Regions from separate parts of the Mus musculus genome. Here region 1 is linked to region 2. The links are chromatin loops, found by intact Hi-C in ENCODE. Cell type or tissue: heart. All regions are shown on one strand. Each heading gives the region's core, and the rest is flanking DNA. Links, peaks and the distances in the headings are about the cores only.

What was found. A loop is a pair of places that touch in the nucleus more often than their neighbours do. Peaks named below come from ENCODE experiments on the same cell type or tissue, not always from the same donor. Only the 100,000 strongest peaks of a DNase experiment are listed, where the experiment ranks them.
Region 1: it touches region 2 in a loop (2.3-fold over the local background); 1 of 42 quality-filtered maps calls a loop at or near these places.

What each region holds. Positions count from the first base shown.
Region 1 is chr4:141,912,378-141,915,283 of GRCm38, reverse strand. The region is part of intron 24 of Fhad1 (forkhead-associated (FHA) phosphopeptide binding domain 1); the gene reads left to right. It overlaps Gm42338 (a long non-coding RNA gene), which reads right to left. Exons shown (of 3, transcript XR_881551.2): 3 at 1-1,886. Among named protein-coding and RNA genes, the nearest start is that of Gm42338, 4.0 kb to the right of the region's middle. In heart, for the core only: no CTCF peak of the experiment used is centred there; DNase peaks (open chromatin) are centred at 1,023, 1,503 and 1,883; H3K27ac peaks cover 1,380 bases.
Region 2 is chr4:141,856,420-141,859,325 of GRCm38, reverse strand. Efhd2 (EF hand domain containing 2) reads left to right here. Exons shown (of 4, transcript NM_025994.3): 4 at 1-1,184. Gm35034 (a long non-coding RNA gene) reads right to left here. Exons shown (of 3, transcript XR_003955163.1): 2 at 1,547-1,685; 3 at 1,210-1,395. Among named protein-coding and RNA genes, the nearest start is that of Gm35034, 9.5 kb to the right of the region's middle. In heart, for the core only: a CTCF peak has its summit at 1,737 (motif pointing left); DNase peaks (open chromatin) are centred at 575 and 1,795; H3K27ac peaks cover 512 bases.

The sequences.
Region 1 (2,906 bases), core at 157-2,656, 56 kb before region 2:
GCTTGAGCAGATGTTCTTAACCACTGAGCCGTCACCCCAGCCCACTCCATTCAATGGCATCTTCTCCAACTGAGTCCGTAAACGTCCACTTTGTCCCCGTGAGTGGCTGCGTAGAATTCCATGCTGTGTCCATTTGATCCAGCCGGTCCCCACACGATGGAGAGTTCAGCTCTGTAGAAGCTAAGCTTGGTGTTTCCTCCCAGAAACAAGACTCGGGCTCAAAACATATTTACAAATCCCTTGGCCATACAGCTAGGCTCTTCTCTGACAAGATCATCATCACTAAAACAACCCAATTATCTTAACATACATTCTGCCACCTAGTTGGTTACCCGTGCTCAGGTACCCTGGCTCCATCACCTCACATCTTCCTGGGTGGATCTTCCCGTGCCTTGTTCTTTCCCAGAATTCTTTCTGCCTCCTGGGCATCCCACCTTCTATTTCCTGCCTAAGCAAGGGGCCGTAGACTTTTTAATTGACAGGTGACACAAGATGTTCTCTCTACACAGCTGTGTCTCCCTTAACCTGATGCCGTAATTAGTATGGCTGCCACATAGAACTCACGTTTGGCTGTGAAATTGCTGGGGCTTGAGGGCCTTTCTAAACTGCATGGAACAGAAGCAAATGACCTTCCCAGAGAGCCATGCAGTTAATGTGACCCCCCCACAATGCCCCCATACCATGGTGGTCACTTGATAAGGTCTCCCTGTGTGACTGCCCGGAAGTCCCAGGTGCTCATCCAGTGGGAAGCATGCCTGAGTGGCCGGTCAGGTGGTCCTCAAAGCTGATACTCTGCACCCATGCCTGGTACTGTGGCCTGAGCCATCATTCCTAGTAGGCCGACTGTGGTGCACAGTGGTTCCTTGAGGTCTCCGTTTCCTAGAGTTCAGAGCATCCTTTCCATTCACTTTGGGAAACCAGATGCTTCTGGGAAGCATCTGCAGAAGAAACAAAGCCAACTCTGTCAACAAAGACACTGCCCCTGCCAGACAACCAGCGAGCCAGGGCTTCCGGCGGCCCAGATGAAAGGGCTTGAGGTCCAGCCAGCCGTCCCTGGTGTTGAGTGCTGGCCAGAGCACGTAAATAGATGTGCTTTCCCGTTTCTCAGGGCAACCAGAAGGAAGAGTGCAATGACCCAGGTGGGTTGAAAGCTAAGCTGGGTAGGAGATCCAGTTGCTCCTGTTGGACTCCTAAGCCTGCAAAGCAGGACCTGACCCACAGCCAGTATTGAGCACTTACTGTATACCAAACTTTGTGCTACAGACAGAGAAAGGCACACAGGGACCTTACACATACCAGCCCTCCGCCCCCCCCCCCAACCCCTGCCCAGCCACTCCCCATAAGTTTGAATGGTTACTTTTAGTTTCTGTCTCACAGCTGAAGCTGATGGGGGAGGGAGAGCCCAAGATAAAAGGCATTTGGACAGTGGTCCTCATCCAGGCTACTTCCTGTTTCCAAAGCCAGAGAGGGTCAGAGGGCTCAAGAGTTGTATGAGAAAGAATCCGAGTCCTCTCTCAGTAAGAGAGTTCCCAGAGGGGCATGAGGAAGGGTCACGTGGGGCTTCCTCTCCCAGTGCAGGAAAGACTAAGAGTCCGGCCTGGCTGCTGAGCCTCTCCTTCTTCCCCAGTTCAGCATCTCCTATCTGCTTCCATCCAGACGTGGCTCCTTCTGAGACAAACAGATGCCCTCTCCAGCAGATGAATAACAGAACCAAACCCTGAGGTGGACCGGCTTCAGGGCAGTACACCAGAGTAGCTGGGTCTGCTCACTCGCCCGGCAGCCCTGAGCTGGGGACAGGCTCCTCAGGCCTTCAGGACTTTGCACATCTTGAAGACCATTCTGAGAGGATCTGTCTCCACAGGAAGCATCCTTGGCCCTCATGGAGCCTGTGTGCAGGAAGGGAGGAGACAGAAAGAAACAAGTATAGAGTAAAATGTCCCAGGGAGGAGGTGGGGCCACGTGGCCTGTGCAGCCGTTAAGGCGGGACTTAAGATGGCCCCAGCTTGCCTTCTATTGGTGTGATCAACACGCGGATCAAAAACAACTTGAGGAGGAGAGGGTTCATCTTACAGCTTACCATAGTACATCAATGAAGGAAGTCAGGACAGGAACTCCTCCAGGCCAGAACCTACAGGCTAGGACTGAACTAGGGGCCATGGAAGAGTGCTGCTTACCGGCTTGCTTTTCCTGGCTTGCTCACCCTGACTTCTTATATAACCGCAGGACTACCTGTTCCATGGTAGCCCTATATCCCACAGGGGGCTGAGCCCTCCCATATCATTAATAGTAATAATAATAATAATAATAATAATAATAATAATAATATCCAGGCATGGTGGTGCATACCTTTAATCCCAGCACTTGGGAGGCAGAGGCAGGCGGATTTCTGAGTTCGAGGCCAGCCTGGTCTACAGAGTGAGTTCCAGGACAGCCAGGGCTACACAGAGAAACACTGTCTCGAAAAAACAAAAAAAGGAACCCCACAGACCAATCTTTTTTTTTTTTTCTTTTTTGAGTTTTTTTTTTTTTTTTTTTTTTTTTTTTCCGAGACAGGGTTTCTCTGTGTAGCCCTGACTGTCCTGGAACTCACTTTGTAGACCAGGCTGGCCTCGAACTCAGAAATCCACCTGCCTCTGCCTCCCAAGTGCTGGGATTAAAGGTGTGCACCACCCCTGCCCAGCCCCACAGACCAATCTTACAGAGGCATTTTTTTCAGTTAGTTGAGGTTTGCTCTTTTTAGATTAACCATTGCTTGTGTCAGAAACAAAATCCCAGGATGGTGCATGAGAGCGTCTGTCACGGTAGGAAAGAGGATCTCTCCGAACTGTTTGTCAGAGACCTCCACAGGGGGAGATTTGAAGCAGAGTCATAAAGGTATGAGTGACAGAAATGTCAAAGGGAGGGGA
Region 2 (2,906 bases), core at 252-2,751:
CAGGCCCCATCTCTGATGGAAGTGGAGAGACTCTTCTATTAGTGAGGAGATCCGGGGACTCCTACATTAGTGAGGAGATCCAGGCCCTAGCACTCTAAGCTGATTTCAATGGGGCCCAGCCAGGCAGGGTGAAGGCCACTGTGCGAATCTACCTCACAGGCTACACTCTGCCAGGCATGCCTTGGGGATGTGAGTGATAGGGTTCCGAGGGGAGGGGCAGAAATGTCACCCTCTGACAGCCTACCCCCGCAGCAAGCTGAGGGTCCCAAGGGGCTGTGGAGAGAGGGGTGGGGTCCCTAAGGGATTGGCCTTTTCAGGGTGGACCTCAGCACTCTGCCTTGACTCCCCAAGGAGTGCCTGACGTGTTTATGTTCACTGGCAGTAGGACTCGGGGCCGGCACCCCTTTCACACTCTCCTTCCTTGGGTTTGTCACCCGTGATGGCACCAGCCTGTCGTGCCCACCCGTAGACTCGCATGGGGACTCCCCAGGCCACAGTGAAACCCGTGCCGTTCCTCTATAGCTCCATGTGCTTGCTCACGTGTGTGTATGTGCGTGTCCGTTGCTGTGTTGTGAAACTGTGACGTCACCCAGTCTAAGTGAATGGCCACCGGGGCCACCGTTATGCAATGTTCAGCGTGTCACTGCTTGTGAAGCTCGATAACTCTTTATTTTACTACAATGTCCCCAGAGTCCCTGGGACCCCTGTGGGACTTGCAAAGGTTTTATTTTTTCGGTCTTAGAACCTATGAGAATCGGAGGGGCCGAGCCAAGCCCAGCCCAGCCCAGCTGCCGTGGCCTTGGCTTGCGTTTGCCTCAGCGGATATGTTTATACAGATGAATATAAATTCTCTTTACTTTTGGCTGTTTGCATTTTATTTTTGGTTCCCCCTCTCAGTACCTCCCAAAAAAAGAAAAAAAGAAAAAAACTACTTCTTCATTCGGTGGTACGATTATTTTTTTTAACTAAAATGAGATAAAATTCTATATTCTTATGTGTGTGTGGTTTTTGATGACTAACTAGAAACAAAGGTGGACAGGATCAGGATGAGGTCGCTGGATCTGGGCCGTCACATCAGGAGCCTGGGGAGGAAGGCACTCCTGCTGGAGAGCTCTGTCCCTTAGCATCTACAAACACTCCTGATCTAAGCACTACCTGTATTAAACTCATTTCATCCTTAAAGGAGCTTGCCGAAGGAGCACTGTTTTTGAATTCCTTTTAATGATAAGAACAGGGAGGCCTGAAGGTCTTCGGGTACACAGACCGATTGGGGCAGCAGGATTCGGCTCGAGCCTTCTTCATAAGGCCACCTGCCTTGAGATTTCACAGAGACTGTCGGAATGATGGTCAGAACAGATGTGGTACACACCTGCTGTCATCCTGGCCTTCCAGGGGCTGAGGTGAGAGGAAGGAGAGTTCAAACCTCGTTGGCCTGGACTATGCCACAAGCCCCAGTCTAATAGAAACTATAGCAAAGTATTATGGGTACAGAGGTTCAGGATCAGTGAGCCCCGCCCCCAACCCTGGCACGCACACAGATACCCACCATCCTCAATGCCCTTGGAGTGCTGGAGCAGCTGCAGTGGTGAGATCAGCCGCTGCCTGTGTGGGGCCCATGGCATCCCAGTCTTCATTTGCTGGACTGAACTGGGATCTCCAGGTCTTTCTAGACTTGTGGTTACAGCCTAAACCAAGTGGGGGAAGTTTCTGATTTGTCTGGATGCTGCTGCCCCCGTGCGGCCAGGAGTGGAACTGCAGCTTCCGATGGCGCTTTGCACCTTGAGCTTTGTCAGTTCAGCCCTGCCTGGGAAGGGCAATGTTCTGGGGGGAGGCATATATCCTGGGGTACACCATTCCTCACGTGCTACCCAATACCTGACGTACTACCACCCACCACTAACATTTTAAGCCAGGCATCTCCCGTCAGTATCTTTTTGCGGGGGGGTCACTGCACACAGTGGCGAAGCGATGCAAGTGAGTTTAGCAATGAAACTCCGATCAGCACAACTTCACCAGTTCTGGGCCAAAACCTCTGGAGTCTGATGCCATGGGATTTGCTTTTTGTATATTTTTAACACAGTAAAACTTCGGCGGGGGGAGGAGTTCCCACATGGCAACTGCCCCAACAAAGCTTTAGGCAGGGCTACATCGAAATTCCTTTGCTAATAAGTACATCTCTAGAAAGATCACCTTGTGGCCCTTCCACAAGAATGAGTTCGACTGACTGAGAAACAGTGTTCAGGAGTCAGTCTAGGGGATTCGATTTTGAAAACCTGCAGGTTTAGCAACTGTGTTTTTTCTAGTGCTTTTCTGTGACCGAGTACCCTCCACACTCATCCACTAGGGATTCTCAAACTGGCTCGTCCAGGAGTTCTCAACCATCTTAATGCTGTGACTCTTTAATGCAGTTCCTCATTGGGGGTCAATGTGGTGACCCCCCCTCCCCAACCAGAAAATTATTTCGTCGCTACTCCATAACTAATTCTCCTCCTGTTAGAAATCCTAATGTAACTATCTGCTATGGAGGATATCTGATATGCAACCCTTGTAAAAGGGTCGTTTGACCCCCGTGGAAGGGCCGGGAGAACCACCGTGCTAGTCAGGCAGATTGCAGAAGGGGAACAAGATGAAAAGGACCCCCGCTTCCATTCACGCCACAGCTGGCCTGGCGCTGAGCGTGGGCGGAGAGCCCTCAGACTCCTAGGCCAGCAGGCTGACTTTCTGGTGCCAGAGCCTCAGCTATTGGGGACCTCAACCTTAGTCTGCCAACACCCCACCCACTCAGAGGCCGGCAGAGAAAGCCAGCGGAGAAATGAGGTGGTTTCAAGTGACCCAGTTCCCAAGAGAAACCGCTCCAGAAACCATCCGACGAGCATGGTCTGGTGGCACGTGTCTGTAAGGCCGAC